Linked DNA regions of Homo sapiens: regions 1 and 3 are each linked to region 2. The links are chromatin loops, found by intact Hi-C in ENCODE. Cell type or tissue: B cell. All regions are shown on one strand.

Region 1 (8,000 bases), 260 kb before region 2:
CATAAGGTGGGAAAACAACAACGGCAAAAACGAGTTAACTGCCCTGCTCAGTAATAATAGTATTGTATGAGTTTCACTAGCTCAGTTAAGACTCCAGAATGAGGCCAGGTGCAGTGGTTCATGCCTGTAATCCCGACATTTTGGGAGGCCAAGGTGGGAGGATCACTTGAGCCCAGTAGTTTGAGATGAGCCTGGACAATATAGCGAGACTTCTTGTCTACAAAAAAAAAATGAAAAATTAGCCAAGCATGGTGGTGCATGCCCGTAGTCCCAGCTACTTGGAAGGCTGAAATGGGAGGATTGCTTAAGCTCAGAAGGTTGAGGCTGCAGTGAGCCCAGATTGTATCACTGCACTCCAGCCTGGGTGACAGAGCAAGACCTTGTCTAAAAAAAATCTAGAATGGACTATAAAGGGATGTTCTAAGAGCATCTAAAAAGAAGAAGTGGTAAATCCAGGAGAGCAATGGGGTTGCTAGGAAAAGGCCACATCAGGCTCATGCCTGTAATCCCAGAACTTTGGGAGGCCGAGGTGGGAGGATGACTTGAGGTCAGGAGTTCGAGACCGGCCTGGCCAACATGGCAAAACCCCGTCTCTGCTAAAAATACAAAAATTAGCCGGGCGTGGTGGCAGTTGCCTGTAATCCCAGCTATTGGGGAGACTGAGACAGGAAAATCACTTGAACCCGGGAGGTGGATGTTGCAGTGAGCCAAGATCATGCCACTGCACTCTAGCCTGGGCAACAGAGCAAGACTCTGTCTCAAAAAAAACAAAAAAACAAAAAAACAAAAAAACAAGAAAAGAAAAGACCACATCAGATTGGTCCATGTCCTTGTCCACAGGGTGACCAGCCCAACAGGTCAGAGAAGTGAGGCTGTAAGATGGGATCTAGGGTCCTGTGAAGTGCATGGTGAGATCCCCAGGACATGCTCAGGCAAGATGGGGAAATGTGGGATGGACAAAGACACAAGCAAATAACCCCACGACTACAGCCAATGTCCACGGGTGGGTGGGGGTGGGATCTCCACGGAGTGCCCCAGGCTCCATCCTGTTCAGCTGTATTTCACTTCCTTGTGCACGAAGGTAGAGGTGGCACCTTCGCAGGTCCCACAGAGTGTGAGCAAGAGAGCTCCGCTGGGTCCAGAGCCCAGGCAAGGAGAGAGGAGCCCGGTCGTGTCAAGGCAATGTGTCCAGGACCCATAGGGGCTCTCATATTTGAGTCCTAGACACGGAAAGGAGAGAGTCTCAGGCTACCCAGGGTGTGTGGGAAAAGGGGCCATGGTGGGGGGAGAGGGAGGGGCCACTAAAGGGGCTTTTCCTCTGCTGCTAAGCACTTTCCTTGCAGGCTCTGTGACACAGGACGAAAGTGGGGCTCCCGCAGGTTGCAGCACCTGTGCATGGTCACCTGGTCGATGAGCAGCAGGGCCAGAGCACCAACCCAGGATGTGCCGCTGTTCTAGGCTGCCTCCCATCTGGGCAGCAGCCTCCACAGCCTACAGACTAGCAGGGTTCATGGTTTTTTTCTACCTGGAACAGATCACAGAGTTGGAAGGGAGAGGAGTCACCCCCTCAGCCCTGGGGCAGCCCCCAGCACTCTCCAAGAACCCCGGGGCTCTGGGCAGCAGAGTTTGAGCACTGGGTCTAGGGTGAAGTGAACAGCCCAGGTGGCTGGTTTTGCCTCTGTGAGAGCAGCCCAGGAGAGCAGCCAGCCGAGGAGCTGCCTGAAGCTGGAGGGGCCAGGCTGGCTGACCAAGGAGAAGCATCGGGAGCAGCCGAGAGGGGCTGCACCTGATGCTGGGGGCAGGAGGGGGCTGCGAAGAGCTCCCTGTTGCTGACTGCCCACCTCTGCAGGGCTGATTGGAGGGGGGAGTAGAGGGAGCTGGGGGGTAGCACATAAAGGCTGATTCTGAGGAAGGACCTTCTCGGAGTTAGAGTTCTGCAAGGATGAGTGAGTTTCCCATCCCTGGAGATGGCCAACTGGGTGAACCCTGCGGGGAGAAATTACAGAGGGAATCCAGGCATTGCTGGACACACTGGGCCTTCGAGGGTCCTTGCAACCTGGAAATTCTGTGATGCTGTTGCATAAGCTGTTCCCACCATCTGGAATATGCCGTTTCCTCGAATTCCACCTCCACACTCAAGTCAAACCTTTCCTCTTGCAGGGTGTCTCCCCAAAGCCACCCGTCGTCCCTCATCTCATTTTCTCTGGCTCATGCGTTGTAAACTAGACACCCTATGGAACAGAAGAGAGTCAAATCAAATGCAATTGCAGGAAATTGACTAGAACCAGGGAAAACAATAGCACACACTTGTATAGCACCCACTAGTACCAGGCACTGATCCCCAAGTACACAGACATGGACCTGTTTAACCCTCACAACCATGATTGGCATAGGTATCGTGTTGGCGCCATGTTCCAGATGAGGGCAGCTGGAGACCAGGAGGAGAAGTGACCTGCCTAAGGCAATGCAGCCAGGGCCAGGGGAAGAGCTGGGATTTGAACCCAGGCAGTCTGGCTCCGGAGTCCATACTCTGAATCACTGCCTCGAGGCTGTCAGGACGATAACATGAGCCAATGCTATGAGAACACAGAGCAGAGCCGGCACTTAGTAGGCACTCGGCACTCCCGAGGCCCGTCTCCCTTTGTCTCTGCCCCTGAGTGTGCCCACCACTGTCCCTGCCCTGCCCAGCTCTGCCGCTCCCTGCTGCTCATCCTCTCTGGCTTTGTCTAGCTCTCCCTGCCCCTGTGTGTCACTCTATGTCTGCCTCCCTGTTCTTCTCCCTCCCCTGCCCTGTCTTTTGCTCTGTGTCCTTGTCTGTCCTTCTGTCCTCTCTGTGTCTTCCTGTCCCTTTCCCACCAGCCCCCACCGCGTGGACCCCGCTGACTCGTGCTTCTGCTTTCCCCGTATCCCTGGCGCCTCTCATCATCAACGCGTCCTTTGTCTTTACAAGCCGGCCTGGTCTCTCTCCATCTCTCCCTCCATTTACGAGCCTGTGTGTTAGTGGACAGGGCAGCCGATGGAGGCCACTCACTAGTGACCCATCTCTGTGATCACCTCATTATTTATCACCAGGGACGCCAGTGTTTCCATAAATTACCCCGACCTGGAGCTGCCCGCGCTGGAATCAATAGTCGCCTCTCACCTAATACCCAATTATTAATAATCACGGGGTGAAGGGTGGCCAGACATGGCCAGACATGGCACTCCAGGTTCTTGCCTGGCAGGGGGAGGGGCGGGCTGGGAGGGTGCTGGACCCCATGCTGCAAGATGCCAGCACAGGGCAAGAGGCAGGGCCTGGAGAAGGACAGGGTCCCCACATTCTCTCTAGGACTGGGCGATAAAATCTGAGCCATGGTTCCACCCTGAGGGCAGAGGGAGACACAGAGCCCCATCTTTAGGGTCCTCTAGTCTGAGGACAGGAGACCTGGCCAAGCAGTGAAGTCTGCCCTTTTAGGACCCACCGGGGCCCCTAGCCATAAGGGTGCACCTTCCCCAGAGAGGAGAGCTTCATCCTGCGGGCAGACGAAAGACTACCAGAGGCAGGTGCTAGAGTGGGGCTTTGGTTCCACCACGGCACGGGGGTCAAGAGGTGATTTTCCAGCCCTGCCCCCCGGCCCTGCAACACACACTTGGAGCCCTGCAGGTACATCTGGGTAAAGATCTGAACCTGCAGGAGCTGGTGCTTGGTGGGGTGGAGGCATGGCAGGAAGGACAGGAGGAGGAGCAGGACACCTTAAGGGGATCTACACCTGCTGGAGCCCGAGGCTGGGGGCTGGGGAGCGAATCAGAACAGCTGTCCATACACATGATGGTGGGAGAGGCAAGGCCAGCGGAGGGAGGCCAAGCCCTCAGTGTATCCTGATACCCAGATATACACACGCGCTCAACCACTGACTCTCCCTTCACTGCACCAGAGGTTCAATGGACGGACACACACACACACAGAAACACACCTCACATGCACAAACCAGCGGCATGAAAACACTTTTGCACCGAAGGCATTCTTACAAAGCAGACAGTTACATACACACACACATGGACACCTGCATAGAGTCACTGATAAACACAGATGCGTGAGGGCACCCACACACACCCACACGCAGAAATACAAGTGCATGTTTAGGCCTATGCACACATACACCCCAGATATCCCCCACACACACAAACACACAGGCACCTACACACGCTGACACAATGCACACTTGCAGCCCATCCTGCGCGCACACCCTTTTGTGCACACAGTGTGCACATGCAGCGACGCGGCCTCTAAGGGCATCTTGCGGAGTGAGGCTGAGGCTTCGTTCAACTCCTCCAGAGCCCAGTCGGTTCCAACACTGCCACCATGTGGCCTCAGGTGCACAGTGCACAGGCCATGAGGCTGGAACACCCGGCCGGTGGGGAGGAGGTCTGGCCCCAAATCTTGGGTCCCTCCATCTAGTTGAGCCGGACTGCCATTTGGCCACTTCCCAGTGAAACCGAACACAGTCCTGGAGAACTGGGTCAGACTGTGTGACAGCTGGAGCCTGCTACTGTGTGCCATTGCTGTCCATCCAGCAGGGCTGGCACCATGGCCTGTCTTTGCAACCCATGGCTGGTGACACGTGGTAGGCAGGCGGCCCCCATGTTAGTGTAGACTTGGTGCGAAGTTGTTTAAACTCTCCCAGAGAGACTGGGGTTTAATCCTGACCTGCAATGTAATCATTAGTTCACCCATCACAGTATCGAGGCTGTAATCTGTGTCGGTGTATGATGCTAGGTTGAAATTATGGTGAGCAACAGACAGTTGCCTCTCCTAAATGTCAGGGGGCCCAACACTGAAGAGATAACACAACAAATATTTATCAGGTTACACCATAGAAAACTGACATTGGTGTAGGTCTAAAATGGTCAACCACTGGCAGAGTATTCACGCAAGATCCTTTGATTCACCCTAATGATGGCAAGTGTCATACGGTTACAGAACAGGGCAGTGGGGCTTAACCTGGGGTTGGAATGGCAGGGAAGGCTTCCTTGAGAGGAACTTGACTCTAAGCTGAACTTGAAAGGGTGAGTAGTGATGAAGTTGCTCACAGGGTGGGAAGAGCTGTGCAAAGGCCCTGAGGCAGGAGAGAACTAGCATATTGTGGAAACTGAGAGAAAGCCAGTGTGCTTAGAACCCAGCACCAAAGGTGAGGGGCGTGAGTAAAGCCAGAAGGATTGGAGAACCAGGAGCTCCAGGCAGGATCCAAAGTTTAGGGCTTGGGATTATTTAGTACTTGGGACTTTTTTCCTCCCAACAGCACCAGGGAGAGGCTCGCTGAAGAAGAGTGTAAGCATGGGAATGTCATACTCAGCTTGGTGATTTCAAAAGCCCACTCTGGCTGCAGAGTGGAGAAGGACTGAGTGATGGGGTGGGGAGTACAAGCTGTTACCCACATCCAGGTGAGAGATGGCAGTGGGGAGAAGTGCACAGAGCCAAGATCTTGGTCCAGCTGCTCTCTGAGTCCAGGTTTTGTCCTCTGTAAAGTGGGCTGTAATTTCTACCTTGCAATGAGGATGAAGTAAGAAAATGAATATAAAGCACTTGGTAGGTGCCTGGCACATAAGGAGTACTCAGCAAATGGCAGCTGTGATTCCTCATCTTATCATCTTATTATTAGAAAGCACAGAGGACCTGTCCCCCTGCCCTCGCTGTGGGCTTCCAGTGGTCTGTGCCACTCGGGGCCAAGCTCACAGATGGCGCCCAGAGCTCGTGGAGGCACAGATGTTCTCGCTTTTGTTCTCAGAGGCCCTGGAGCCCTCAGGTGCCCCCATGCTCCTCAATTTACACTCAAGGTCTCCCCAGGCATAAGCACTCTTAGGGAATTGGTGCCTGGGAGGACCTTGCCAAGGTTTTCTCTCCTCCTAGATACTGCAAGGAGCTGAGGCAGACACCCAGCCACACAGGCCTGCCAAGGACGTTCATGATCTTGTAGAGATGGGGAAACTGAGGCTCGGGACAGTACATCACACACTGAGTAGCAGTGCTGGGATTTGAGACCACCCTGACTCCCAAAACTGTGCTTTTTAATTTTTTGATCCGAGGTTCAGAAACTTGAGTTAATCACACATCTCAGTTCCCGGCAGACTATTCATGCAGGATCCGTCTCCTGACTTGTTATTACTAAAAAATCGATACATGTCAATCATTCCCAGAGCCTTATTTTGTACCCGGCTCAGTGACAGGGCCCGCGCGGGTGCATCCACAGGTGGTTCAGCGGCAGGTCCTATCCTTGGGGAGCATGTGAGCTGGTGACAGTCAACTCTGGGCAAAGAACTTCCACTCTCCTGGCCGGAAGTGCTGATTTAAGGAATTTATCCAAGAAAAACAAGGACGAGGGTCTATAAAGGTGTTTGCATCAGACTAATAATAAAGATTTCATGCCCTTCAGTGAGGAATAAATGCATTATGATATATCAGTCCAGTGGAACATTATGTATCTATTAAAACTGGTGGCAAGAGCGTTCCTTTATTGATGTGGAAAGATGGCTACACTTTGTTATTCAGATTTTTAAAAAAATAGGTCATATAACAGTATTCATAGAGATTTCCATTTTGAAAAACATAGATAATACATGCATATATTTTCTTTATTCTAAGATGCACATTTTTTAACATTTGAACATTTCTAAAATCAGGATGTGCATTGCAATTAATGGATATGTTTAATGCATAGTTCTTTTCTCCAAAAGAGCCGTGTAATTAAATCAGTGATGCATCCCCCAGTCAGTGTTGTCCCAGAATCAAGAAAAACATATATATACGTACACACATAGGACAAATTCCAGAAAGACAGCAACCAAAATGCTAAAAGTCATTAAATCTAGGTGATTTCCACTTTCTTCATCAACCTTCTGTACTGTCTGGGTTTTATAAACTGAACACGAATTATTTTTATAATTAGAAAAAAATCCCCCATTTCCATATTGAAAAACAAAACAAAGTCTCAGGTCAAAAAAAGTCCAAGCTTCTCATACACAGCAGGCCAGAATACTCGCTAAACAGAGCCCCAGAAGCAGGGGACGGGAACCAAGGGGACTTGGCAGCCTGGTTGTAAAGGAGCTGGGCTTCCTAACACAGGAGGGATCTGGGTAGATGGGGAACAGGTTTAGACCCTGCAAGCCGAGGAGACAGTCTAAAAGGAGGCCTGGGGATCCAGAGCATTCCCTTAGGGTCTGGAGGGAAATAGTGTGACCGAGGCCAGGCAGATGGCAGTGGTGGTAGTTAGAATAACAACCCTAGCTGACATTTATTGAGTGCTTACTCTGTGCTGGGTACTGCTCTAAGCATTTCATACGCATTTCCTTATCGTAACAGACTGCCTTGTATCCCCGCAAGATGCATATGTTGATGTCCTAACCCCCAGTGTCTTAGAGTGTGATCGCATCTGGAGATAAGGTCTTTAAAGAGGTGATAAGGTTGAAATGAAATCACTAGGGTGGACCCTAATCCAGTATAAGTGGAGACTTTATAAGAAGAGGAGATTAGGACACACACATCAACAGACAGAAGAACAGGCAAAAGCACAAGGAGGAGAAGACGGCCATCCACAAGCCAGGAAGAGAGACCTCAGAAGGAACCAACCCCTGCTGGCACCTTGACCTCAGCCTTCTAGCCTTCAGAAGAGTGAGAAAATACATTTCTGTTGTTTAAGACCCCCAATCTGTTGCTCTTCGTGATGACAGCCCTAGCAAACTAATATACTTCCTTACCCCACAACAACCCCGTGGGGGTGGTTGTTTCAGTTATCTCTTGCTGCGTAACAAGCTGCCCCAACACTTTGTAGCTCAAGATATCAATAATAATTTGCTTTGCTCTGGAGCTTGGCAAGGTCAGCTTATCTACACTCTGCATTGCTGGGCAGACGACATTCAGGATGGCTCATGCATGTGACTCACATGACAAGCTGGTGCTGTGAGCCAGACACTTATTGTGGCCTCTCCATGTGGCTGCTCGGCCTCCTCACAGCATGGCCACTGGA
Region 2 (8,000 bases):
CTCTGCTCAGAATTTGCTTTGCTCACTGTAAACCTTTGTGTTTTATACCATTAAACCAAAAAAAAAAAAAAAAAAAAATAGAGTAAATACAAGTGGGAGACTGCTTTCAGGTTCAGGGGCATAGACCTTTGACCGTGCCTCCCGCTCGTCCAGAACATCTCCCCAGGCTCGCCCACGATTCCCAGACAGGGTGGAGAGCCTGGCATCCAGGGGGAGGCTGCTCTGTGCTGGGCAGGTGCTTCCCTTCAGGATCCCTCTGCACCACGTGGGAGGAAGGGGGGTCCACCCATTTACGGAAGTCTGGACTCAAGAAGTTAAGTGACTGGCCAGATTCCCACAGCAGCAACCCAGAGCTGAACAGGGGTCTGAGTGTGACCCTGGCTGAATACATGACCGTCTTCATCTACTGAAGAGTGGTCCCAACTTGAAGGGAAATAGAAGTGTGAGCCCTGAGGCAGCACTGTCCTGTCCTTCCAGAACTGCAGCCAGTGTCCCTCCTGCCAGCGTTAACTGTCCTCACCATGCCCTGCCTGAGGGATGTTTCTGAATCGAAGCCGAAGCACAGTTGCCACCATTCGGCTTCAGGGACGGTCACCCTCCAACAAACCGTGTGACCCTGTGTATTCTGAGCATGGAGGTTAGGGACATGGGCAGCCACAGGGAGCTCCCCAGAGCTAGCCAAGCAGAGCTGCCTCCACCCCCACAAGGACACAGATGGCCTGGCCTAGGAGCTGCCCAGCACTGATTGACAAACAGGGTGTCACTTGGTTGTGGGTGGGTGTCCCTCAGCCCCCAGCATCCTGAGGAGCCCCAGGGAGCATGCGCTCCTGGGCCCGGACAGCCAGGCTGCCCTGGAGAACTGGAAGGGGAATGAGCCCATTCAGATGCCGGTGTCTGCAGGGACCCTCATGGGCTGTGTAGGCAGTGGACAGGACACAGCCTCCCAGTGTGGATGCCTGGGGTAGGGGACAAATTTGCTGTATAGGCTTGGCCCTGGGGCATGTTCCCAGGCCCCCTCACCCCAAAGTGGAACACAGGCCTGCTCATCCCAGCCCAGCGTGCCACACAGCGCGGCAGTCAGGGCACCTGGCAGCTGGTGGAGCGTGGTTAGATGTAGCTGCCCTGCTCTTCACCAGGGTCTCCCCAAGAGTCGTGGTACCTGATGCACTTGGGTGAAATTTCATGAAAAATGCCCAAGGACGGTCATGTTTTAAAGTTAGAATCAGTGGATGCGCCATTGAGCAAATTTTGAAGGAAAGGATCTGTGGAAAGACAGAAAACCTCTCACGATTCAGACATGCTCCATGATGGCGCGGGTGGCTGAAAGTGAAGGAAGCCGTGATTCATAGAGAAATTCCAACTCAAACGCCGTCACCCTGCTGGCTCCCCATGACAGAGCAGTGGCCTTCTGCCTGGCCATCTTCCAGCAGCCATGTGCTCCTGCCACCTCCGTCACCTCGCACCCAGAGCAGGGGCTTTGCTGTCCTCCCAGGGCCCGCATACATGAGTCCCAGGCATGAGGAAGTGAATTTTTACCTCATCGTCCCTCAGCCAGGGAGGTGACCAGGGGCTGGTCAGTGGCAGCCTCGTGGCCACCGTGGGCAGTTTTCTTGTCCCGGCCCCACCTGTCCGTGCCTTGTCCCCTCCCCTCCAGTTTGGCTCTGCAGGAGGGCAGTGGGTGACCCGGTGGGGCTGTTGTCCCAGTGAAGCCCTTACGGTTCTCCAGACAAAAGGCTGTCTGTGTCCCAGAGCCTGGAAAGTGTAATTTCGCAGCCAGCGCCCATGATGAAGCATCTTCTCTGGGCGTGAGGAGATGGGTGTATAAATATTCTCTGTCTCTGCCGCTCTTTATTTCCCTGGTAAGCAGTTGCCCCATTTCTCTAGCTGATGGATTCCCCATCGCAACCAGGGTGGGAGCTGCCTGGCTCTGCAGTCCAGGCGGGAGCTTCTAAAATAATCCTCATGTCTTGATTACCTGTGTATCCTCCCTCCCCACCCACGGTCCCGCCCTGGCATCCGTGGAAGACCTCACCATCCCGGTCAGGAGGCAGCAGCCTTGGGTGTAGGTTTCATGCTGTGTGCTTAACTACCCGCAAGCCTTGTGAGAACAGGAGTGAACCATTCCTGTAATGACAGGGCACCGGGCAGTGGAGAAGTCCGGAGCGACTTCCAGCCCCATGCGGAGCCGTTTCTATCAGCTGCCAACCTCAGCAGAAACCACAGTGCTCCCCGTTCCCTTCCAGGAGTGCCACCATCAAAACCGCGGCGGAGGAAGCACACATTAGCCTGCCGCACTCCTGGCGGAGCAACAGCCTCCATTTTCATTCGACTTTAAAGCCGAAAGATGAGGGAGGGTCTAATTAGTAAAGGGATGCTCTAATATTAATCACCCGCTTAAAATTGACAAGGGAGGCAGTTCATTTAACCACTTAATTGCCACAGGTTTTTATGGGCTGCTGTTTGCAGACATATTTAATGAAGAAGTTATAAATCTAAGGGAGCTTACAGTTTTAATTTTATACCTAAATATTTTCCTTGTTCTCATGTTTGTAGTCAGTCCTCAAGAGTGTAGTCACGTGGAATGTTCTTTAAATGAACATATTTGCTAACTGGCGTGATTTCAGTTTTTAAAACACTGGTTCCAGCAATTAGGCATTTTTTTCAGTTCCCAAATGACTAGAGAAATCCGTCTTGATTATAATTGCTCTTAGCCACGCATATCTAATTTGTGTCTTTTTAAGTGTTAATTAGTAAACAGTTTGAGCTGACATCTTTATGTGTTTGTGCGTTGAAAAATGGGGCTTATTGCTTATTTAGCTTGGGGCCGATTCCACTAGCATTTACGTCACGACACTGAGGTGGAATTAATGAAAATGCATTTGGCAGCATGAGGTGAAAAGGATTTTTGAATTCAACTTTTAGACGTCCGCATTGCGTGGGCTTCTGCGGGTCTCTTCAAATATACGAGGTTAGCGTAGATTTGGGACCTATGTCCCGCAGGAATAAAGTGAAGCAGATTTTTGTATCAATAATGAAATGGCAGCGTCCCAATTTTATAAAAGCAAAATGTTCCTATTCCCGCACAATTGTTCATTCTTTCTACTTTTGGAAAGCTTTCCTGGTGCTTATTAGATGTTGAAGAATTTTGTGGCGCGAACTGGTGCAGCCTGAAAAATGTGCGGTCCCTTTGCACCATCTAGTGGTAGGATCTTAAACTGCAGCAGGAAATAAGGTGCCTTTTCTCTGCCTATGAGATTCAATATTTCACCGCCCAGAATCCTTGTTATTTCTTTATTTTTCTGTTAGAAAGCTGAAATGTTTGGGGAAATAAATCTGCCTACTTCAGATATTAAAAGTTAGATAAATAAAAAGAAACCAACCTAGTCTGCTCCCTTTAATATATTGCTAAAAGACACAAAACTATCACCCAAATTCCTACAGAGCTGTCACACTGAGCTAATTCCAGCCCAAAACAAAGAAACCTAACGAATTAGTAAAGTAGATGCCTTGCAGAAATCATGAGAGAAGTCTGAGGCTTCTTTTCAAATACAGGATATAGCTTGGGACCACCGCTTCATAGACTCTACAAGCGTCTGACCACAGCGCAGGAATCAGTTTTATGCCACAGACAAGATTAATTATCTTCCCATAAATTGTTGAGGTTCTTTTGGGCAGTTTATCATTCTAAGCAGCTCCCCTGCCGATCAAAATTGATTTTTTAAATATTTAGTGTTTCCTGAGTACCAAGGTTGTCCATGTTTATAAAAATGCAAACATTACAGGAACATGTAAAAGGTGAACCTCCCCCTCCGTCCACTCCTGCGGCACGTGCACACACACACACACACACGCTCAGCAGGCTCATGCAGTACTGCCGGCTGCGACCTGCCTCTGTACTATCTAGTATGTCTTACACGTCTTCGCATGTTCCTTTACAGATCAGCCTTACCCTTTTTAATGACTATATGTTGTTCCCTTTTATGATTATGCCATAATTTATCTAACCAATCCACTATTGACTGACTTTTGAGGTGCTTCCAATTATTCACAATTACACCGCTGCAATAGATTTCCTTGTACATGTTGCCTGGCTCGCCTGGGTCTTTCCCTGGAAGAGGATGTATGTTACCATTTGCCTTTTGAACAGGGCGGGGCTATTGGAAGTCCCACCAGTGGTGCCTGAGGGGACCTTTCCTCACATCCTTATTCTAGCTAAGACTCACTGGGACCTTAATGTGCCCCTCCATTTAATTTTTAATCTCTGCTTATTTTGGCCAGGTGCAGTGGCTCACGCCTGTAATCCTCACACTTTGGGAGGCCAAGGTGGGAGGATCACTTGGGCCTAGGAGTTTGAAACTAGGCTGGACAACATAGCACCACCCCATCGCTACAAAAATAAAAAAATTATCCAGGCACAGTGGCTCATGCCTTTCTTCCCAGCTACTCAGGAGGAGGCTGATGTGGGAGGATCACTTGAGCCCAGGAAGTTGAGGCTGCAGTGAGCTATGATTGTGCCACTGCACTCCAGCCTGGGTGACAGAGAGAGACCCTGTCTCTTAAAACAAAAAACAATTTGGCCACTCTTCAAGTTGAACAACTTTTCAGGTGCTTATGAGCCACTGTGTTCTCACGCGAGCGTCTTCTGCTCGCTCTCTGCTCAGTTGTTTTCTATCAGCTTCTGTAGCTTTTGCATTGATTTTAAAGAGCTCTTTACGTTTTAAAGAGAGCAAACTTTTCTCTATGAGTTCAAATACACACACTTTAATCAGTGTCTTTTCAGCTTGTAAATGATGTGTTCTGCTATACAAAAGTTTCAAAATGTTCGTGGGCAATTTTCTCTGTTTATTTGGGCTTTGTGTCATAGTTAGATTATGAAAACATTCACCCCTGTTTTCCCTTATTATTTTATATATTAAAATATTAAATACTTTTCAACTACTTAATCCATCTGAAATTTATTAGAAGGTAAGAACTACAGACAGCTTTATTTTACCCTAAAACATTAGCCGGTTTTCTTAATGTTGGCGATCTTTCTTTGACTCTTAAATGCCACTTTTATCATATGTAAGTGGATCAGTGGATGTTTTTCTTGATTCCGTTCTGCTCTGTTATTCTATTTTTATATTAGTACCACACTATTCTGAATCTTATCGCTTTATAGTAAGTTTTAATATAGGTTAGGGTTAGTTCTCTCTTTTTTCCCCCAGAACTTTACTAATTTTACTCACAGGACTATTCTTCCAGTTGAACTTTAGAATCTTGGGGGCGAAGGAAGTTCCGAAAAGCCCACTCTCGATTTTTATTGGAACTGCATTGAGCACATGGTTGAACAGAATAGTAATCGGAATCTTAGATCAAGCGTCTCTCCATCCAGAAACAAGGGATGCCTCTTGTAAGCCCAGGTCTTGGTCCTTTCTCTTTAGGTCATTCCTAGGTGCTTTCTGTCTTTGTGGTTCTTGTGAACGAGATCTTTTTTCTCATTCTATTTTCTGCCACTTATATGTAAAGCAACCATTGACTTTTGTGTAATATTTCTGGAGCTAGATATCCCTCTGGCTTCTTTTACTGTTTCTGATGGCTTTCCAGCTGCATTTCATCGGTTCCCCAGGCAGGCAGTTACGTCGCCTGTGAATGCTGAGGCCTCCATCCTGGCAAGGTCGTTCCTCTTCCTGTGTGCCATTGTCCGACACCTCGGCAGGGACTTGCAGGTCCCCAGGCCTCCTTATGTCATCCGTATTTTAAATGGAAGTTTGTAGTTTCAATATTAACCCATAGTGCTGCGTTTTGACTTGCTATTTATAGACATTGTTTTTTTTTTCCTTCATGTTAAAGTGTTAGCCATCTATTTCTGTTTTCCTAAATGTTTTTATCAGAAATGGATGGTGGCTTTTGACAAATATCTTTGAATCATCCATTGAGATGATCATATTTTTTCTCCCCAAGCATATTAATACGGTGGATTGTATTAATAGAGTTCCTAATTCCAAGAGTCTTGGAGGCCCCCTTCCCCACTGCCCTTTTGGGTCTTCTCGGCAGCCAGTGTCCTGGCAGCCACCACCACCACACATCTTGTTCCCGTGGTGGCCCAAGGCATTCATCATATGAATAAGAGAACCAGGCTGAGCCTGCAGAAATAAAGTGAAGCAGAGATTACGTTTGCCAGGCAGAACCACCTGCCCTGGTTACCGCCATGAGTCATACCCGCTCATGCAGAATTGAAGTCAAGGTGAACATCTCGCCTTTTGCATGTCCTTCAGAGGAGGATTTTCCTACCCTTTTCTTATGGTCTCTGGGAACTTTTGCACCTCTAGTTTTAGGTAAAGTAATGCCTACAAAGATGAACAAGTGGAAAGCTACCTGGCATGTATGTAAAAATAAGCATCAAGACAAAGGGTGGGGAGGGCACCTTTTCAGAGCACCTCACGGCTCTCATTTTCCACCCAGTAACCAGTGGTGGCAATCAGTGTGGTTTTAAATCTCTTCTACAAACTATCTAGAAGAGGAGAAATACAAAGACTCACTTTTTAGGTGGTATTCAGGTGAATTCTAAAATGCTGACTCAGTGACCAGGGAGCACCCCACCCCCCCCCAGGGTTGTTTGCAGACACCAAAATAGCATTTAGGCCAGGCCCGGTGGCTCACACCTGTAATCCCAGCCCTTTGCCAAACCAAGGTGGGTGGATCACTGGAGCCCATGAGTTTGAGATCAGTCTGGACAACATGGTAAAACCCCATCTCTACAAAAAATACACAAATTAGCCAGGTGTGGTGGTGCATGCCTGTAGTCCCAGCTACTGGGGAGGCCAAGGTGTGAGGATCACTTGAGCCCAGGAGGTCAAGGCTGCAGTAAGCTGAGATCGAGCCACTGCACTCCAGCCTGGGTAACAGAGTGAGATCCTGTCTCAAAAAAAAAAAAAAAATGAGAGAGAGAGAAAGAAGAGAAGGGAAATAGCATTTATTCAGTGGCCAGGGCATCTGACGGTGCACAGCCCTGCCCAGAGCCTCCACCCAGAGCAGCACAGCTGGACACCCAGGTGCCACAGGGAGGGAAGGGTTGGGGAGAGCGAGGCGAGAGCAAGTCATGGTTTTGTCTTTGTTCGTCATGCAGCCGTCTTCATTTCCACCACAAAATGTGCTTTCTCCCATTTTTGTTTTGAAATACATAGTTTTCTCTATCTTTCATTTTCCTACTTTTAATAGTCACAAGTACGAGAAACGTTTTGCTTTCTTGCTTGCTCTGCCCCCATCATCCTATACATGCACACACAAGACACAGTCACTGTGGTGAGATGGCAGTGGACACTCTTCCCAGCTGGGCGCCGTGTAGGGAGTGCGGGGTACTGTGGCAAACTGGAGAGCACAGGCCTCTGGAAAGGAGGTCACCTCCACCCACCACCCACCTGTGAGACTGAGGGTTTACTGGGTGAGAATGAGGGTCTGGAATTGTATCTCCCTATGTTTTTTTCAATAACATCTAGATAAATATTGGCATCCTATGCAAAGTCTTTCCACTTTTCAGTGTTTATGACTATTGTGAAACACCGCACAGGCCAGCACTGTGTGAACCTGCAGCTTGTACACTGTCTGCATAGAGAAACAGACCAAATCACTAGACTTAGACTCATTTTCATCATCCACAGGTGTGACATGCTGCTGTGGATGGGCCCTGGGCTTGGTACTTGACATGCATGAGTTACTGTACCATGGGATGGGCTGTCACTCAGTCATGCCCAGGGGCCCCAGGGCTGTGCAGGCACAGTGCTGCTGCTACAAGGACTAGAAACCAGGATGACCTTCTACCTGCCCAAGAACTGAGCCCCTAAACTAGCTGCTTTCTCTCCTTTGCATTGAGCTATGCCCAGAGCCTGATGTGTCTCTTCACTCACCATCGACTTGTCCACCCACCCACCCACCTACCCACCCGTCCATCCACCCACCCATCCATACACCCACTTACCCAACCATCCATCCACCTACCCATCGCCCCACCCACCCTTCCA
Region 3 (8,000 bases), 930 kb before region 2:
ACACTGTTTAAAAGGATGTTAATCGTGATGTCTCATATGAAAATCAAAAGACTCAAGTTGACAAGTAAAACATTTAACACCCAATTAAACCCAACATCAGCAATGTTTAATTTCAGCAAAACATCATCTGTTACATTAAAGTTGTTAATTTGTATTTTATTAACGTTATAATTTTATCTGTATTTAGTTTGTAATTTTGTTTAGGTTGTGTAAAAACACTGAATTTATAGCTAAACATTACAGAACTTTGTATTTGCATGTATCTAAGTAGCATTATTAAAAAACTCATTTGGATAAACATTGAGACTTTAGGAGAATTTATTTCCCTTTAAAAGAGTTCTGTACATAACTTACATTTAAGAAACTCCCTCATGACAATTCCATGAGATAGTTACTGTTACCCAAATTTTAAAGATGAAGAAACTGAGACTTAACAAAGGTAAGTAAAATTGTCTAAGGTCATGCATGTAGCAAGATACTATTGAAGCTGAAACATGAACCCAGGTTTGCCTAAATTCAAAGTCTGTGCTGCCGCACTTAGAGGGAAAGATGGTACTGGAGCCCCGGGAATAGCCGGTGTGAGGGCCTCTAAAGGTCAGAAGGCGACATGGGCTTCCTGGTATTTGAAAGGCAGGAACGGGTGTAAAAAAGGGGAAGAGGTCTTAGAAAGCAAGGTGGGACACACTGCTGGGTCAGGTGTCCTCCTGGCAGCCCACAGACACCTGAAGTTTCAGTCATTCCTTCTCCATGAAGCCCTGTGCTGGGTGCTCAGGATACAGAGAGACAATAAGACTGTGCCTTCCTAGTCTTCAAGAAGTTAATGGTCTTGCTACTAACTCAGAGGATGTGTGCTCATAAGAGGACTCATTTGAAAGTATGTAGATCCTCGATGTTTACCCACTGCCCATGTTCACTGAAAGTTATTCCAATTCAGCTTTTTCAGTCCAGCTGAGCAATGTCCACCTAAACACTACCCCTCCTCTGCTATAAAACAAAGTCGGAGAAGAAAAATGTAGAAGTGGCAGAGATCTACTCAGTAACCCATTCAAGAAATACGTGTGACAGATCTATCACAGTAATGGAGTGATGGTGAGTATTGTGGGCACAGATAATTCAGTTCTTGCTCTCCAAGGGTTGTTTATTAATAGTAACAATAACAGCAGCTAACACTAAGATGATGCGTACATATGCTAAACACTGTTCTAAGTGCTTCAGATCTATTAACTCATTTAATCCTCATAACTGATCTGTGAGGTAGGTATTATTATCTCCATTTCACTGAGCCACAGAAAAGTTAAATATTCATCCAGGACCACACACACTAGTAAGGGCAAGGCTAGGATCGGCATCCAAGCGATCTGGCTCACAGCCCACCATGCTGTCACCTACTGCACTATAGCAGTGGCTGAATGTCAGCCTTAAGACAGTGAGATTCACAGGTTAAACCAACACCAGATTCCCCAGCCTCAATCTTTCAGCAGAGGGTTGGAAAGGGCATGGACTTTAAAGTCAGGGATGGCGTCAAATCCAGGCCTAAGAACAATATTGCTCACCCTCAGGTTCCACGCCTCTAAATTGTTCATAAAAACTGGGCTATTTTGGGATTAAGTGAGATAGCATATGCATAGTTGGCCCTTAGTAAGTATTAGTTCACTCCCTATGTCAAACCTACTTGCCTCTTTCTGTTTCAGCTTAGTGTCTTCCCAGCCACTTCTTGTCCCTCCTCTACTGGGAGACAAATGGAAGGAGGAAAGGGGGGAAATGACGAGGAGGAGTAGTTACGGCTTTATTTATTTTGCTGGGATTTCCTTCTCTGAAACTTTAGACACATCCCTACAGACTCCTGAAGGTCTGCTCTGTTCTGCATCTGTAGGAGAAGCTTTACTAACTTAGAATATAGACCAGAAAGGCGAGTAAGAGGTTGCTGAACCAAGAAAATACACACAGGGCAAACGGTCAGTAATCTGTACTATTTCATCAGACGACTGAGAAAAAGAAAATTTATTGACACTTTTGTTCTTAATGCTCACATATAAAGATTTCACTTTACCTCGTGTTTTCAGAAACACTCCAGACACATCAAATAAACTCTCTTGAATTTTAAAATAGAAAAAGGATTGACTGGGCTATGTGTGTGTCTGGGAGTGGGAACACAGGGATGGGAGTAATTCAGGATCAAAAAACAGAGTATTAAGTTTAAAGCAGTTGTTACTCTCTGCCTTCCCCCTCCTTCCTATTCTCCAGAAGGCAGGGTTCATAGTGAAACACTGTGTAGTCTTAGATGCCCCTCCTGGAAAGGCATATGAATCCTAGCCCCACTCCACTCTACTGAAAACTCAGTGATTTAAAGCCTCTTGCTTTAAAAAAGGACTTCTGGTTCAAAAGACTGCTATGATCATGTGTTAACATTCATGTAGAAAAAGTTCTAGTCATATTAATAATCAATAAAAATGCAAGTAAAAACTATCGAAATGCCACTGTGTATATCTTTTAGAGTAGAAAAAAAAACTTCTAATACCTTGTAATGGTAAAACTATAAAAATGATTTTAGGAATTCTGTTGGTAACATTGTAAATTAGGACATCTTTCAGAGGGCTATTGTCAATAAAAAGTGAGTCTAAAGATGTTTTTACTCTGACCAATAATCCTACTTACAAGGCATGATCCTAAGGAAGTTGTTCAACAGAATAAAAGGTATATAGATAATGACCATCATCATCAAATTACTTATTAAAACCACACAAGGAAGCAATCTAAATATTCTGTGATCGGCTTCCACTACAACCCATACACTTTTCTTTTATACTGCTTATCACATTTTAATTATTTGACAACTGTCTCACTACTAGATAGTAAGCTCCATGAGGGTAGTGCTGTCTCTGCCTAGATCTCTGGCACATAAATACAGACTGTAGGAATTAAGAACAAATACTGAAACGTTTATAATTTATTATTTTTAGATGGAGTCTCACTTTGTCGCCCAGGCTGGAGTGCAATGGCGCGATCTCAGCTAACTGCTACCTCCGCCTCCCGGGTTCCAGCGATTCTCCTGCCTCAGACTCCCGAGTAGCTGGGATTACAGGTGCCCACCACTGCATCCGGTTAATTTTTGTATTTTTAGTAGAGACGGGGTTTCACCATGTTGGCCAAGCTGGTTTCGAACTCTTGACCCTCCTCGGCCTCCCAAATCCTGGCCTGCCTCGGTCTCCCAAAGTGCTGGGATTACAGGCGTGAGCCACTGCGCCTGACCTAATTTAATGTCAAGTAAAAATAACACAAAAATATGTGTGCTACAAGTGAAACTGAGTAACATATACACACGATTATTATACAAGATTAAAAATAGTTAAGATGGAGGCATCATTGGCCAACTTTTCAATTATTTTAAATATCCTTTAAAGTTATTTTAGTACCTCTGAAATGAAAAAGCAGGAAAAAATTTGCTGTTATTTACACCAAACTTGACCTTGTAGTAGGGATGAAACGGCCACCATGAAAGCCTGAGGGCCCACTCCCCAGCTTACCCCCAGGTACTCAGTTATTCTTTCTTTGCTCAAGGGTAGAAAGAGCCAAAATACTCATATATCATATGTAGCATAACCCTATTTTCTGTAACAATCTCAAACAAAGGCAGTATGTTGAGAGAGACAGGGAAATGTCTTCTAAAGCAATCCCTTTTGAGCAGTGAATTTGCTGGTTACTAACAGCAGGGGGTGCCAAAGGGATCGCTATTGTTCCCAGGAGACAGCCATGAGAAGGACTGCTGAGGCCTAGGTTGAAAAAAAGCTTAGGTTTGAGAGTAAAATCCAAATGCAGCAGGTTTTCCCTTAACAACTGGGACATGTGGATAAAACTCAGGAGCTCATAAACTTGAATGGATAAAAACTACATTTTAATTTTCACTAACTTCTAATATTTTGCATTTCCTTGATTTATAAGTGTAGGCAAACAATCACAGCAGAATCACAGTGCCAGTGACTCTGTCATGAACAGAAGTCATAGCTAACACTACAGCACATTACAGCTGTTGCAGATTTCTCAAATACCATTTATGCTCATCACCGCTTTGAAACAACAGGCTTCAGGAGTTACTGTTAGGTATACAGCTGGATATTGTTTAATCTACTAGTAAAGCCACACATATTACTATATCATGAATTTGTTCAATAATCTGATAACTTTAAATAACAGAATACTTTTATATTCCAGTGGATTTTATTTTATGCATTTACACACGCTTTTCTGAGAAAGGCACAAAAAAAAAGCTGAAGACATGTGCTCAGTCTCAAGGCAGGCAACTGACAGGGAAGGTCAAATTTGGTCTGAGAGAAAATTATTTTAAGTCACAAGAGAGAAGTGGCCACAGTGCACATTTTCAGTTAGTGTGTATTCCTCGCAGAGAAGGTGCAAACCTAGAAGTTTTGCTTCACAGGCTCCCAGTGCACCAGTGTTTCCAGAGGCCTGGCTCTGGACATGCCGTTCAGAGATCTGCTTCACACAATGTGCCACTGCAAAGCAGTCTGCGTAGCCTAGGTGCAGAGGCATGAAATACAATGCGAATGTCGTCCTCAGCATCTCTCTGGGAGTCATCGTTATTACCAGTGGACTCTCCAGATGCCAAATATCATTTATTTGATGAACAAAACCAAAATCAGATCCAAAATGCTAGAAGGTTGGGATGAGATACCGAGAGAAGTAATAGAGTCAGTACTCACATTCGAACAAAGAGTGACTCTTTGGATGTCAGACCAGGAGATGAGTACTTTTCAACCAGGGCCAAAGTACTGAAGCCAAACTTATGAATGGGCTCATTGGAATCCAGCGGGGGGAAATCGGTGTCCACCTCCCCATCATCCTCAGCAATATGCAGGCAGTAGGCACTGACATTGTCACTGAAAGGAAAACCAAAAAGGCGAGTGAATACCAAGGTAGGGAAGGGACAAGAAGACCAGAGGGTATGGTGCACAGCAAGCAAATTGAGGAGACTGCTTTTCTTTACCCCAAGCCTGGTGATACAGTAAAAAATCCCAAATCCTACTTCATTTGATAGAGAGAATACACATGGCAATGCAAAGGGGAGAAAAACAGTGTGAAATGAAGGTCTTTATACTACTCTATTCTTGCAACATTCACTGAGCCCTATTGCAGCTACGACAAAGAACCTAACCTCTTAGATCAAAGGTGAGATTTAGTATCAGCCCTAAAAGCAGCTTACAGCATAGTAGGGAGGAAAAGTAATAAGCATTACACTAGCTACAATACAAATGTAAAAAATATATATATAAAACAGATACAAACAAAACTGTAAAGGGGGGAAGATTATCTGGCCTCGGGGAAGGCAGGGGTCAGAGGCCTTTGATTTATGGTTAGGATTAAGAAAATATCTGGACAGGCATGGTGGCTCATGCCTGTAATCCCAGCACTTTGGGAGGCTGAGGCAGGCAGATCGCTTGATCCCAGGAGTTCAAGACTAGCTAGGCAACATGGCAAAACCCCATCTCTGCTAAAATACAAAAATTAGCCAGACATGGTGGTATGCGCCTGTAGTTCCAGCTACTCAGGAGGCTGAGGTGAGAGGATCACTTGAGCCCGTGAGGTCGAGGCTGCAGTGAGCTATGATGGTGTTACTTCACTCCAGCCTGGGCAACAGAGTTAAGACCCTGTCTCAAAAAAATAAAATTAAAATTAAAAAAGAAAATATTTGTGCTCTAGATCAGGAGAAATACTCAAGGTAACCAAGACAATCCATACAGTTCTCCCTTCTCTAAAGAGTATCTAAGTCAGTTGGTAGAATCTGACTTCAAACACCATGGATCCTTAGCAGAGTAAAAGCAAATGACTGGATTAGTCCTGACACAGATACCTGGTCCTCTTGACTACTTCTGCACACTTCCCACTCCCTAGAATGTCCAGACAGTACTCCCAGATTGCAGTCTTGCCCAGTTTAGAATCAACACATACCCTCTTTGGGGGAAGTAAAAAGTTGATCTGTTCAAAGAGGATGGGAAACTATACCAACATACAGACAGTGTAAGAGTGCAATCAATTCAATTGCTCCAAACCGCAAACCTGCGAGCTTCAGAATTATGCTAGCTTCAGAAGCAGGAACCCAATAGCTCACAAGGCAGTAGAATTCTAAATTCTGCAGCTTAAGTTTGGAGTTTTAATTACATGATTGATGCTTAAATTAATTAATTGCAAAGTGTATGCTAATTGTTTAATTGGTTGGTTGATCTATATAGATCATTTTTTGAATTAAATGAGTTGATTTACCAAGTTTATTGACTGGATGTGACAATGAATTATTTCACTGACTACCTGACTTGCAATTTTCCCAATTAATTCACAAATCTTTAGCTGCAACTCTGCTTATTGCAAGAGAGGGAGCCTACTTCAGGCGATCTATACTCAGTGAGTCTGTCATGACTAAGAGATATTTATTATAAAAAACAAGTAATAAGGACAAATTAAAATTAATGGAAACTGTAAATTTGCTAAATGGATTGATAACAAGAAAGTAATCTAGCTATGTTTGTCACTTTACATTTCAGGTATTTGTAATGCTGTTAAGATATTTAAAATTCATCTTTGAATGGCATGGGAAACTTTTGGATCTCTGCAGCCGGGTACTAACTTAAAAACAGAACAATTAGAGAGGCAAAAGAAAGCACTTTGGATGAGGAAAATGTCATGGTATACTGGCTAAGAGAGCTCTGTGGTCAGAACGAGTTCAAATTTCAGCTCCATGGCTCATGGCTATGTGATTTCAGAGAATAAGCTTCACCTCGAGTTTCAGTTTCCACTTCTATAAAAAGGGTATAATCGTCCCTCAGAGATTGTAAAGATTAGATCAGATAATATATGTAGTGTCTGGCATGTAACAGAAGTAAAAAATAAATGGGAAGGTAACTATAATAAGAAAGTCATATGGAAACTAACTTATAGTTGCACCAATCCTTAAACACAAATTGTGGATGCATATTAAGCAACAATGCATCTGAGCAGCATGTTCTATGTACACACAACTGTAATGGGAGTCAACATGTCCACTGTGTTCCAACCTTGGAACCTTGGGTCACTGAGCCCCCAGGGTTTTATGAACAGGGCAGACATGGATGGAACAAGCAACAGACAGCACAGATTATTTATTGCCATGTAAATCAACCTGAGGAATGTTTGATTCTCCAGCATCACAGAGGTTCAGGGGCAAATAATAAGCCTATTGATCAAAGCAGAAAAGTCCAACAATGATATCAGAAGAATTCTGCTTTGATTGTTAAGGGACATCCCCAAATCCTCTCAAAACAAATTCAATAAATATCACAGGCTAAGATTTGAGATGCAAAAGGTTCACTGCCAAGTGCTATTATTCTCCCCAGTTCTTAAATATGAAGTGTGAAATCATTCATTCAAAACACATTTGTAAAGTGCCCCCCTGGGCTGTGGCCTGTCCTGAGCATCAGGAACAGAGGAAGGAAAAGAAGACTGATTCCTGCCATATTATACAAGATGAATAGAAGCCTCTTCTGGGTCATCAGTAAAGTCTAGCAGTAAATAGTGCTCCAACTCCTCTGACCCCTTAATTGAAAATCTGAGGAGATAATGACTAAAATTCTATATTCTACACATGGACATACTGGTTCCTTTGGTGCTTTTATAAAGGAATCATTAGTAAAAGAAGCTACTGTGATATTTTGACTTCTAAAACTGCTTCAGGACTCCAAATTAGTACTAGTACAATACCAGCAGTATCATTAGCTACATTTATTGAGTACTATAAGCCAGACACTCTGCAAAGCGGCTTAGATATATAAGCTCACTGAAACTTCACATCAACTTTGTAAATGAATCATTTATATTTCTATTTTACAAATTAGATAACTGAGCCTCAATAGGATTAGGTAGCTTGCTCAAGATTAAACAGCATGTAAGTGACAGGGCTGAGATTCAAATCCAGGCAGCCAAGAGCTGTCCCTCTTGACCCCCACCCATTCCTCTGC

What was found. Peaks named below come from ENCODE experiments on the same cell type or tissue, not always from the same donor. Only the 100,000 strongest peaks of a DNase experiment are listed, where the experiment ranks them.
Region 1: a loop joins it to region 2, with 27 times the contacts of the local background. A loop is called at or near these places in 20 of 110 quality-filtered maps.
Region 3: a loop joins it to region 2, with 4 times the contacts of the local background. A loop is called at or near these places in 16 of 110 quality-filtered maps.

The regions. Positions count from the first base shown.
Region 1 is chr9:126,224,709-126,232,708 of GRCh38, forward strand. LOC105376275 (a long non-coding RNA gene) reads right to left here. Exons shown (of 3, transcript XR_930357.1): 2 at 2,057-2,231; 3 at 1,381-1,525. Among named protein-coding and RNA genes, the nearest start is that of MVB12B, 98 kb to the right of the region's middle. RefSeq lists a silencer at 4,373-4,452. In B cell, CTCF peaks have their summits at 4,338 (motif pointing left) and 4,537; a DNase peak (open chromatin) is centred at 4,323; H3K27me3 peaks cover 2,333 bases.
Region 2 is chr9:126,488,288-126,496,287 of GRCh38, forward strand. All of the region lies in intron 9 of MVB12B (multivesicular body subunit 12B), which reads left to right. Among named protein-coding and RNA genes, the nearest start is that of NRON, 82 kb to the left of the region's middle. In B cell, CTCF peaks have their summits at 3,202 (motif pointing left) and 3,403; a DNase peak (open chromatin) is centred at 3,194; H3K4me3 peaks cover 351 bases.
Region 3 is chr9:125,554,918-125,562,917 of GRCh38, forward strand. MAPKAP1 (MAPK associated protein 1) reads right to left here. Exons shown (of 12, transcript NM_001006617.3): 6 at 4,716-4,892. Among named protein-coding and RNA genes, the nearest start is that of MAPKAP1, 150 kb to the right of the region's middle. In B cell, CTCF peaks have their summits at 3,694 (motif pointing right) and 3,898; a DNase peak (open chromatin) is centred at 3,714; H3K27ac peaks cover 1,510 bases.